2 separate regions of the Homo sapiens genome follow, and region 2 is linked to region 1. The links are chromatin contacts, found by Hi-C or POLR2A ChIA-PET in ENCODE. All regions are on one chromosome and are shown on one strand. The core of a region is the stretch at or near the end of the contact, and the rest is flanking DNA. Distances in the headings are between cores, read along the strand shown. Region 1 holds the start of LHX4-AS1 (LHX4 antisense RNA 1). Region 2 has its middle 14 kb from the start of KIAA1614-AS1.

Region 1 (6,195 bases), core at 436-2,935:
TGTTTTAAAGAACTTACTTAATTGAACTTAGTTTAGTCCTGGAAAAGGGCTTACAAAAGATGTAGCAGTCCAAGAGGAACTGTGTATTCTTCCTTTAGTCTGCCTATGACATGCCTAAGTCTTTGCAGTCCTCAAAAGGTGACCAACCATTCGTAGAAGGAAGGGTCCTTAGGGTCTCTGGCCCCATCACTTCATGTGATAGGCAATGCCTTCTCACCCTTTCCTACTCTGCTGATCTCATTTAAGAGAATGGGAGGCCAGAAGAAGCAAACACAGCTTCCCAGAGGGACAGGAATAAATTCCAGCTGGCTAAATTCCAGTTTGCACATGGAGAGCTTCCTGATGGTAGATGGGTGCACAAGGTGGGTGGGAGCTGCAGCACCATTCAGGACAGCGTTTCCCACAGCAGTGCAGTCTGTCGCAGGAGTGGCAACTCGTAAAGCGGGGGTTGGCCTTGCTCTGGCCTCAGGCTTAGTGATTTGCTACTGCAAACCTGCACAACGGGGAGTCCCTGCACCACCACTGGCCAGAGAGTTCTGGCTTTCTGACCATGGGACTGCAGCCCAAGGCATGGCAGGTGTCCAGCCAGCAATCCAGAGAGATGCAGCCCAAGAACCACTTAGAACCCTTTGGACAATTTTAGGGCTGCTCCCTAAATTACTCTTCCCAACCAAGGTAGGCCAAAAAAAAATTGCTGGTTCCTGGAAATGACCAAAACTGTCCTCCAATTGAGTCAGCTAGGACAGCAGAGAAAGCTTTCAGAGGGGTAGACTTGCAAGCTCATCTAAACCAACTCCTTCAAAACAGACTCCAAATATTTCACCCTACAAGGGATGGGGAACTCTGGAAGACTGGCATCAGCCGATATGGCTGAACAGACTGCAGGTTTGGAATCCAAATGTGTCTACAAATGTTCACTGATTGATTGTCATTTTGTTCTCCCCACATTTTAGTTTTGCTCATTTTACAGCCCACAGCCTGTCTTGTGGAATAAATGATACAAGCAATTGAAGAAGGCACACTGTGCACCAAGGGGACGACTCAGGCAATCTGCAGCGGTGGTCCAGGGCTACTCAGCTCAGCCTCAGTCACCTGCAATGAAAACCACCTCTTGCCATCAGAGTCAATGATATAGATGGGACACTTAAAAACCAAAACAGGTTCATATTCTCTGGTTTGTAGGAAAGAATTCATATCTTCACAGCAAAAATAAAAAAGGAGGGGGCATGTTTTTAATATCAAACTGGCCATCAAAGTGTTCACTGACCTTTAATAACTGATCTTTTCATTTTGAAATATAGGGTTCAATAAGGATGGTCCAGAAATCACTTTTATTTTACTCAAGGGCTGTGAGGCCTCTACCTTAGGAGTCTCAGTTCTGGTGAGAGCAGTGTTTTGGGAGGCATTGTGTGAGACACACCAGTTGGAGCAAAGTTCCCAAAGGCCAAGGGGGCCTATCACAGTCACCTTGTGCTACCAAAGCACTGAGCAGCCAAGCCCCTAAGCAGAACAGCAGGGGAGAGACCCAACAAGCCAGTGTCCCTAGAGCTCTAGGCCATTACCCCCTGTGCTGTGTTCTGAGATGAGTCTGCTCTCCCACTGCTTCCCCAGGGAAACAATGCCCTAGTGTGGTCTCACAGCCTTCTAGGAATCAGCGGAGGACTTCCATTGAAAATAATGGAAATTCACATTGGCGTACTTTCGATCCTTAAAAGGCAAGTCTCTTTTGATCCTTGAAGATATTCTCTCAAGCCAGGGGGGCAGGTAGGGTGGGGAGGAGAGAAGTTTAAAAAGGAGGATGATCCATTTCATCGAGCCAAGAGCCTGGGCTAGTTGGAAAGTCGGGATAGCCTACACTGCTTCCTGTGGAGATGTCAGAGGTGGGTCCCCCAGCCATGGCTCTCAGCGTCTGGCTTACTCCCTGCCCTGCATGCGCAATGATGCCCAAATTACTGTCCACCGTGTAATCCAGCCCATTGAGCAAAGGAGCGTGGGATGGCAGGGACGATATGGAGGATGGAGACTGGGGGATTCCATAGGGGCTCCCATCCCTCAAGTCCTGATAGGATTGTCCTGTCCCGTCCATGGAGAAGCTCCCATTCATTAACTGTCCGCCTGTAACGTCCCCCACGTTGCCATAAATCCTATTGGTGTGGCCAAGTTCTGAGAGAATTTGATCCTCTGTGGACAAAAGAACGGAGATTTATTGTCAGCTGCCAGGACTCTGATGGTCCCCTGCTCTTCACAACCTAGGAACACACATGACCAGGAAAGATGCCCAAGGATGGCAGCTGCCTTGCAGCCAAGCATGGGTCAGACACACCAATATGGCAGCCTGATATCCAGAGGCCAACCCAGGCCAAGGAGAAAAACAAGAAACACCTGCAAAGACTAAATTCCCAGGTCCCAGAAGGATGGACAAATGTTTGGTGAGCTCGTTGGTCCCTTGTGGCTCGTGTACTAATACTCTGGCTACACTGAGGAGGATGAATGCCTAAGGCTGGGTGGGTCAGATGTCTCCACATCACAAATGGAAACTACATGCTGACAACATTTACCCTGAAAGCTTTCAAGCTGAGAAAGGGCTTGGTTTAGTTGATTGGGAAGCAAGCAGGCCCATATGGTCAGGGAAGCTGAGGACCACTCTTAGACATCTGTACAAAATCCTTCTGGTCTATCTGGAAGAGAGGTTCAATATCAAAGGACTTGGTTTCTGTCTGTATTCAATAAGCTCTTCACTGGGGACAAAGAATTGACTTGATTAAGGCAAATGAACCTTCTTTTTTCTTAAAGAATTTCATTAAGGGGATCTAATGGAATCTTTGCCACTTGAAAGAATTTCTCTCTCCAACAGAGGTGAGCAGTTTTAGTCTTTGAGAAATTATTCCCAGAGAAACCAATGATAGGTCAGCCCAGGGACCCACCTGCACCCAACAGAAATGAGCTTAACAATCCAGTATGTTCTAGGTGTTGACTTCAACAGCCCAGATGAGATTGACTTTCCCAATCCTGCCAAGAAGCCTAAAAGGTGAGTATTAGTCCCATGAGCTGTCCCCAAGGCCTCACGGGCCCTGTGTTCTCAGAGGAGGCTGCCCTCTAGGGCTCAGCTGACCTCTGGGCTGAACTAGAGTCCTCCCAGGGCATCGTTGTCCTGGCAGGCAACTTGTTCCATCCTCTGTCCCACAAACTTCCTTTTCTATTTCCACCTGGGCCTCTGCACCAATCCCTAAATAAGGCCTCCCCAGACTAGACTTCAACACCCCATCCCTTCTGAGGCCTGCCCCCCATTCCCCTTATGAAAAAACATGGTGGGGGGAGCTCATGCTCTTTAAAGGGAGCAGGAAGATGAAGGCTCCACTCCATTGTCAAATGGCCATGAGTTAGCCTTTTCCCTATACCTGTCATCCCAAATGACCAGGGCCCTCTGCGGGAGCCACACGCTCCCTGTGGGAACGATCATGCCTTCCAGGTATACAAATGTGCCAGGCTTTCCCCAAGCACATCCACAGTTGGTTGTGTTCATTGATCCCCACAACGCAGTGAGATGGGCAAAGATATGGTATTCCTCTTGGGAATACTGGGGCTCAAGAGAAGTGAATCGATTTGACAGAGCTGCACTGGAAACCAGGTCTCTGATCGCCAGTTGAGTACTCTTCCCTTTCCCCCTCCGCAGAAGACCTTCCACATTTGAGAACTCAGTACCTGAGAACAGTTATGATTCTTTGCAAACAACCTGAGGATTCATAACATGCAGTAATTTACAATTTTGCTGATGCATGAATTTGAATATAGTGCATGCTGCAAAGCTTGTGTGCAGGGGACAGAATGAAGTGAGTGGTGGGGAAAGGGATTTCGGAAGTGAAGCCAGTTCCCCATCTCACATGCACTCACAGTACTGATTTCCCAGGAAAAAACCTGTGGAGCATGACCTCCCCACCACCAGGACTGGAGGAAGGGGTGGCTCTAGGGGACTATGGGAGTAGGCCAGTGTCCCAGCAAAGGGGACAAAGATGGGAGAGGGGCTAGGGGCACAAGGCTGGAACCCAGTCATCTGTTCATAGCTGTGTGGGCTGATGAGGGAGGCCCCAGTCAGCAGGAGGGGAGGGGAGACCTTGGGGCCACAGGACGGGGCCTGGCCCATCCCAGCTTCCAGACCTCAGCAATCTTGTTTCCTACTCCTGTCCCATGGTAAAGGGCCACTACCATTTCCCCCACCCTTCACTGCAAGTCTTAAGGAAAAGCCTGTGTTCAGGAGGGAGTTGCCAAGGCCTCAAGAAAGATCCCTCCTGAGTGCCAGGGATTACAGATTCCCAGGGGACTTTCCTAAGGCCTCGGCCTGGCCCCTCCAGCCCTGCTCACCTCGGAAGCTCAGCTCACTGTCACTAACCCCACAGTCCTCTGCAGAGCTCTCCTTCTCCTGCTTGCTGCTGCCCCGGCTCCTCTTGACGCTCTTATAGAACTGCCCCCAGCGGTGCCGCCCTGCATCCTTCTTCAGGCGTTTCTCTTTGGCCCTTCTGTTCTGAAACCAAACCTGCCACACAAGCACAAGGGACATACTCAGGGGGCGTCCACCACAAACCCAAAGCCCCCAGGACCCCCTAGGCGGGCGGCTGGAAGCAGACTGAAGCCTGAATGGAGCACAGGTCTGGGAGTGCGATGCGCCCCACCCCCTCTCCCCAGGTGGGCCTCAGAACTCTGTCTTCAGTTCTGGCAAAAGCCCTGGGGTCAAGCCCTGAGCCCAACCACCCGTGAGCTGATGTCACTCAGGATACCTTCCACCCCTGTCCCGGGCCTGGGATCCCCGGAGGGCACAGGAGTGCTGGCATCTCACCTGTACGACCCTCATGTCCAGGCCTGTCTCTGAGGACAGCTGCTCCCTCACGTGCCGGGCAGGCTTGGGGGAGTTCTTGTATGCATTCTTTAATGTCTCCAGCTGCTTGGCTGTGATGGTGGTCCGGGGCCGCTTAGCTCCAGCCTCTGAGTCATCTGCAAGGAAAAACCACTGCTTACTGGCTTCGGCCTATCTGCAGCAGCTGCGCCTCCTCCCACACCCTCCCTTCCATCCTTTCTGCACCTAAGCCTGCCTGCTGTAGGCAGGACAGCGCGAGGCACAGGGGACATCAGAGTGGAGAGGTCCCCACTCTCATGGCACTGACTCCTGCACCACGGGCCTTCCCAAGCCACTGAAAAGTGAGGACAGCAGTCCTTTCTCTGCTCAGCTCCCTGCCTCAACCCTCCCCTGCCAGCCCAGCTGCACAGAAGTCTCATCAGATTGAATGTACCCAATTCCACACGTCCCTGTCATGACAAACACTCTGCTCACACATCCTCATGAGTTCTTGCCAGAGCTGTGAAGGTGAACAGCCAGGTTGAAGTCATGTTCAAAGTCGCCCCAGATGCCCTCCCCTCTGTCTCATCAGGAGTCTCCCATTTCCCCACAGCCATGTCACCTTTGCCCTGGCGTCGCTGGGCTCACAGCCAGGGGTGAGCTTGCACACCCAACAGTGTCTAAGCAGGTTTCTAAACTATAGGTCAGAACCCACTCGTGGGCTGTAAAGTCACCTTAGTGGATCAAAACTAAAACAGGAAATCAGATGAAGAGAATGGGATGGAATGGCAAGATCATTTCATTAAACTTTAGTTTTTATTGTATAAATATGTGTACTGAGATGAAATGTAAAATGAGTTTTACTGTGGATTGTAGTCAAAATTTTTTGAGAAAACTAGTCTAAGGAATGTTCTGGGCAACACACTGACTGATCAACACAAAGTCCTAGACAGATTTTGAGTGAACAAGCTCAAGTTCCTGTTAGTTAAAGTCTGGTTTGTTCCATTCAAAGTCAGGTACAGAGAGAGGCGCGTGCGTGTGTTCGGAAGCACAGGTGAATGTAAAGGTTTGTTTCCTCTCCCAGCACTTAGGCATACTGCCCTTTTCTCCACAGTGCCCCTGGAGGACACACGGAATAAAGTCAGCAGCTGGCCTGGGCAGCTCTGCTCTCTGTGCTTGCTCACCTGTGTGCCCCAGAAGGTGTCTCTGTGACATTCCTGACTTCCTCTCTGTCTTTTCTCCTTTCTTTCCATTCAAGAAAACCCTCTCTTAGAAACAATAGTAGCCAACATGTGTTAGCACCTACCATGTGCTGGTGTTGACTAAGGACTTTATATGCATTCGGTCCTCACAATCTACAAGGCTCT
Region 2 (5,818 bases), core at 897-3,396, 690 kb before region 1:
AAGGGTTCTCTGAGGAGGGTGAGGTGGCAGTTTTTCTGAGAACCTGGGGTCCTTCCATGCCACAACAGTTGTAGGTGGGGCAGGCCAAAGAGGATGCTGAGTTACTGGAGGCAGAGAGCAGTCGGTCAAAGAGCAGGGAGGAGAATACAGCTGGGAAAATGATGAGAAGTTTCCATTGCATGGACTCAGCAAGCAATTTCTGGGGTCACCTCAGTTATGAGGCGTGAACAGCAAAGCTTTAAAACTGATGTGAGAACAGTGTGTCTCCCTTTTTCCAAATTCCCCAGAGGAACACTACTCCCTGCTCTGGAACTTCACATCAAAGAAACAATACACCTGATGGGAAGAAGTCTTTTCAGGACCCCAGAAGTGCCCATTGGAGGCCCATCAGAAAAGTCTGGCTGCTTCTCGTTTGTGGGTCCGCACATTTTGGGCAAGATGGCTAGAGGGCTGGAGGTTTCCCAAGGCCTCTAGATGCAGTTGTGCAAAATCAATCCTCCACAAATCACTGGCCCTTGGTAGTATGCTCGTTCCACCACCCACTGGAAGTGAGGAAGATCTTTTTGCTGTCAGAGAGGGCTGTCCTTCACTAACACCATAAATCTGCTCCCTGGCTGCTGGAGTGCACAGGCCAAGGGGGTCTTGAAGATCCTCGTGTCAAACTTGAGTGTCAGGCTTGCAGTTGGTTTCACCGTAGATAACCCTTGTTGCCCTACAGCTTGGGTAACTGTTATTGTGTCTTGACCTTTTGCTCTTCCTCTTCCTTGTCTGAACTGCGTTCCCTTCTTAGATAAAGGACAACTTTTATGTTTATTTTCTTCGTCCACTGTCATGTCACCCACTTGCACAGGAGTCCCACCTTATCTGCGGTTTCACTTTCTGAGGTTTCAGAAATGGGTTGCACTGGAAAGCACTGTGCCTATACAAAGATTTCAGCAAGGGAGTTCCTATGTATATAAGGGAAGAAACAGTTTATCTAGTCAGTACAATCTGTGGTTTCAAGCATCCACTGTGGGTCTTGGAATGTATCCCTGCAAAAAGGCGGTGGGGCAGGGGGCACTTCTGTATACTTCAAAACGTGCACGATGAAAACATAGTGTTATCTGTCAATCTGAAAACAAAATCGCCATGACTTCTGGGCACTGTAGTCCTACCTGTGGACTGGCTGCCTGACTGTGGAGCGTCCTTGTATTGGACACTGAGGGACTAAGATGGCGACTTCTCATTTGGCAGCCTGTGGCAGCTGAGTTTGAATTTGGTGGTGGCCGTCGCATGTTAGGGTAGCCATAGAGCTGCTCGCTGTCAGCCGGAGCAGCAAGCACAGTTTCACTTGACCCATTTTACACCTGTTGTCTCCACCCAAGCACCATGGCTCCAGTTAGGAAGGGCAACCGTTGGGTGGCCAAGAACAACTTGTTACGGAGCCAGAAGCTGACCTCCTTTCTTAAGGATTTCAGCTGTGAAGTGCAAATACTATGGAAGCCAATTCAGTCAGGCAGAACCTCTCCCAGAAGATTGATAAGATGCATGACCAGGCCACTCAGCGGCTTCCTGAGGCACAGTGTGACATGAACTGGTAATGCACAGACTGTGCATTCGTAGCTGTTTCGTGAGTAATATGCAGAGTGTGTGTCTTGGGTATTTTAAAGTACGTGAGAGGGTTGTTTCAGCAGCTGATGGGATGCCAAATGTTTGACTTTTTATTATTCCAGCCCTTCAGATTTCCCCAGAATTGTCACCTTGTAGAGCGTGTGTCTTCCCAGTGTGTTCCAGGAATTCTCTATACCACTGTCGTGTTGCTCAGAAAACAATAGAGCTCTCAGTCAGTTCAGGTAACCTTAGAATCTGCGCTGATGCCTCAGAAAGGAAGAAAGGCCAGGACGGCCTCGGGGGTGGCACTCTTATTTCTCCCTTGGTTTCACTTCCTTTTCCATTTTTTGTGGCTTCCCACTTCATCCCGCAGCCTCCTCTCATAGGCTGTCCCCCCTTACCCCCACTCCATTCTTCCCACTCTCTAGCCCATTTGTGTCCTCAGAGGTCTGGCTGCTGCCACTGCACCTGCCTCAGACCCAGTGTCACCTCGCCAGGGCTTCAGCCAGCCTGGCCTTCCAGCTGCCACCCAGCAGCGCAGCAACTCAGAACCTTCTGGCCCAGACCTTCATACCCAACTCCCGCCCAGGGCAAATACAGAAGCCTCTGCTGGTGCAGCCAACACGGAGTGGGGAAAAAGGGGAGAGGAAAAGCAGCAGCTTCCTGTGCTTCCCAGCTCAGGGCATTGGTAAGAGTGGATGGAATTTGGCATTCTGCTTCTACCATTTTGAATGAATTGGCCTATTCTTTTATACCATCACCCCTCCCTTCCAAATCATTCATTCTGGTGTGCAGCCCATTTCTGTCTATTTTCTAATGAAATGACCAGAGCCACCATGTAAGCTTGTGCCCTGCACAAGGATAGATACCCCACTGGGGAACAAACGGGACCAAAATCCACTCTGTGTTCTGCTGGCCAAGCCGGGTGACCTGGCCTGGGCTGGCGTCCTCCCAGAAGAAGGGTTCATTTTTCCAGTTTGCACACATGTGCTATTTGTGGGTTAGCTGAGGCCCTGCTCATGTCTTCGGTTGGTTCACAAATCAGAAACAGAACAAATGGCCAGAGATTAGTGTTGTAATCAAACTAGATTTACAACCAAGGCACGCTGAGTGGCATTATGGGTTTTATCCTGCGGCATGGCAAGCCGCTCATGCACAGGCTGTGCTCAGTGTCCTTTTTCCTCAGCCATGCCAGCCATGGGGAAGCAGGAGGGGAGCTTGTTGGAGAAGGCGGCCTCAGTGAGAGCCTTGGTGCATTCCCCTGAAGCCACAGTTGGGGGCTTCTCCTTCAGCAGGGGTCCCCATAGTCTGAGTGTTTTCAGAAATCTTAGGTCCAAGGGACCCCCAATTTTTTTTTGTTTGTTTTTTTGTTTTTGAGGTTGAGTCTCACTCTGTCGCCCAGGCTGGAGTGCAATGGTGCGATCTCGGCTCACTGCAACCTCTGCCTCCCGGGCTCAAGTGATACTTGTGCTTCAGCCTTCTCCCTAGTAGCTGGGACTACAGGTGCATGCCACCAAGCCCGGCTAATTTTTGTATTTTTAGTAGAGACGAGGTTTTACCATGTTGGCCAGGCTGTTCTCAAACTCCTGACCTCAAGTGATCCACCCACCTCAGCCTCCCAAAGTGCTAGGATTATGGGTGTGAGCCACCGTGCCCAGCTGATGGGACCCCAAATCTTATGTCCAGGCCCCAGGGTCTGAATTCATATTTAACTACTGAAAGGCATCAGCATCTCCTCTCTGGTTGAACTTGACCTTCTTACTGAGAACCAGCCAGGCAGGCATCAGAAGCCTCAGGCTACAGAGGAGAAGCTGGTGGGCAAATAGATCAGGAGCAAGTGCTTTCACCATCATGGATGAAAGTTGAAGGCCAAGAACACTTCCTTGTCCTGTGGTGCAGGGGTTGGGATGGAGGGGTGAGTCTTATAAATGGAAGAGAACTAAGTATTGTGATTTCAAGGAAGAACATCTGTCCCCTGCCCCCAAATACCCCCAAACCCGCCAAAATTCTACAGATTCATTTGGCTTAACTCCTCTCACAGAGGTAAGCTAAGGTAGTCAGTCTCGCTGTGGTTGCAGTGAATTTGTTTAATGATCTTGGTTTCCTAACTGCTAGATAATCCACTGGAGCCAAAGGAGTTTTGGTGGATTGAGGGAACCTACAGAGGTTGGGTAGGGGTGTGTTAGGAGTTGAATTGTTTCCCCCAAAAAATTCATGTTGAAGTTGTAACCCCCAGTACCTCAGAATGTGGCATTCTTTGGAAATAGGGTTGTTGATTTAATTTGGGAAGGTGAGGTCATCCTGCAGTAGTAAGGTGGGCCCCTAATCCAGTATGACTGATGGCCTCATGAAAAGGGAACAGAGCCCTACAGTTTACACAGTGCTTTTATGCACGTTTTTCCTATCCATTTCTGTGGGGTAGGCATTATCATACCTGTTGATTTTACTCTAGTTTATTGCTTTTTTGGCCTACCATCTGTTAGCCTCACTTTTTCTAACAACAGGAACCCCTTCTGCCAAACACACAACATATTTTGGAAAGTTACCCTACCCCATTCCAACATGTGCTTGTGTTGAGAGGTACCAGTCTTAATCCTCCTGCCCAGCCCTAGCCTAAAAAAGTGTGTGTGCTGGTTAGGCTCTCCCCATCAGCCCCCAGCTAATCTCTTCTCTGCCCTTCCATGCCCCAGGAGGCTATACGCATCAGATTGCACTTCCAGAGCCCCCGGCCTCTGGTTGGGCTTGGCCACTGCGATGAGCATCCTCAAAAAAGACCAGAGAGCTGGAGGAGAGAGAGGCTGGGGCTTCATTCCCCAACCCACCTCACTGCAGTCCCGCCAGGGGCCACGGTCACAGCTCTCACAAGGAGCATCCTCTGCCAGGGTAGCAGCTCTTGCCGGACTATGATAACAATATTCTCTTTTACCCTTCAGCTCTGGTGGAGGTAATAGCTTCCCTCTGTCACACGTCTCTGGACACTTCACCATCCCGTACTGGTTTCCTCAGTTCTGATTATTCCCTTACAGATGCTGTCTGTTGAATTCATTTAAACCATATTGAGTTGTACCATTTAGTTCTTGCCAGGACTGTTAGCTATGGCTTGTCTTAGAGGCTTATCCTGATGGTCACGGTGATTAGGCCCAGAGGTACCACATGATCCAACGCACGTCAGAGTCCTCCCGTGACTTCCTTTTCCTTTTAGTAACCAGAGCTGGGAGAGAGACACCCATTCTTACGGAGTGGTGAAGCGATGGAGGATATGAGCTTTGTGCTGGCAGCCACATCCCTACCTCTTGGATAAAATCATTCACATCTTGGTTTTGATCTCTCGGGTCCCCACACTGCCCTGATTCCCACCTTTAAAATAGCATCCCACTTTGTGCTTGAGCCGGTTTACATAGGTTTCTGTTACCTGCAACCATTAAGAGATAGTTTTTCAGCTAGTGAACAGGAGAGTCGAAGCTCAGACTCCAGGCATCTGCCTCCAAAGCCTGTACTTTTAGCAGATGCTCCATATTCATAACTGTGGCCAGACACCTCCCCTGCTGTTGGCCACAGCTGAGAAAATCCCTCCTACTCCTGTGAGGAAAGGCACGTGTGTCTGGGTATTTCCCGTAGCATGATACAGGGGTAATTCATTTTGAATAATAAGATCATACATGAAAAGTTCTGTATTAACTGAAAGTTGACCAATTGAATCATATCTTTAAGGTATAAGAAGAGCTCTTTGCTGGAAGGAATCTTGTCATTAGTCCTTTAGTAAAGCAGAGACCCTCTGTTTGTCCTGTTAAATCCAGATTTTCACTCCTACTGGTGGTGTGTGAGCCCTTTGTTAACTAAACAATTTGTAAGAATTGCTCCACCTCCCAAAGAATTTCCCAGCTTATTGATGGAATGGAAGAATTTGCCTCAATGGATCCCCAAAAACAAGGTGCCCTTGGAGGTACTCCACTCTGTCAAGACAAGGGGAACCGCCAAATCTTGTCAAGATGCCGCTCAGAAGTAACCAGAGGGCTCAAAAGTTCGCAGGGGGCTCTAGCCATGAGATCACTACAGGCCAACTAAAGAGATGGCTTCAGGATAGGGTGAATGTAACCTAGATTAGAGGATTTATGAAACAATTGTTCAGGCAATGCAGGAACAAGGCCTCCTCTCTTTACCTGTTCTTTGTTGGGTGTCTTTCCCATATTCCAGGAATCTCTTTAGCTAGGCAATACATTCTTCTTCC

What was found. A loop is a pair of places that touch in the nucleus more often than their neighbours do. ChIA-PET counts read pairs that join two places held with the same protein, here RNA polymerase II (POLR2A).
Region 2: a loop to region 1 is called in a map of posterior vena cava, with 13 times the contacts of the local background. The contact joins the enhancer-like site here to the promoter of LHX4-AS1 in region 1. A Hi-C loop is called at or near these places in 1 of 168 maps with a recorded cell type or tissue (posterior vena cava). POLR2A ChIA-PET finds 5 or more read pairs at or near these places in 2 of 52 experiments (GM10248 and activated CD8-positive, alpha-beta T cell).

What each region holds. Positions count from the first base shown.
Region 1 is chr1:180,270,171-180,276,365 of GRCh38, reverse strand. It overlaps LHX4-AS1 (LHX4 antisense RNA 1), which reads left to right and starts at 1,685. Exons shown (of 5, transcript NR_037642.1): 1 at 1,685-1,715; 2 at 2,254-2,429; 3 at 2,968-3,028; 4 at 3,674-3,753; 5 at 4,395-6,195. LHX4 (LIM homeobox 4) reads right to left here. Exons shown (of 6, transcript NM_033343.4): 4 at 4,832-4,986; 5 at 4,360-4,531; 6 at 1-2,181. The coding sequence ends at 1,787. It also overlaps a transcript of ACBD6 not described here. RefSeq lists an enhancer at 3,925-4,852.
Region 2 is chr1:180,965,847-180,971,664 of GRCh38, reverse strand. It overlaps the pseudogene MR1P1. Among named protein-coding and RNA genes, the nearest start is that of KIAA1614-AS1, 14 kb to the right of the region's middle. Within about 2 kb of position 2,146, at least 2 of the 41 ENCODE cell types and tissues checked have a DNase peak (open chromatin) inside an H3K27ac peak, as active enhancers do.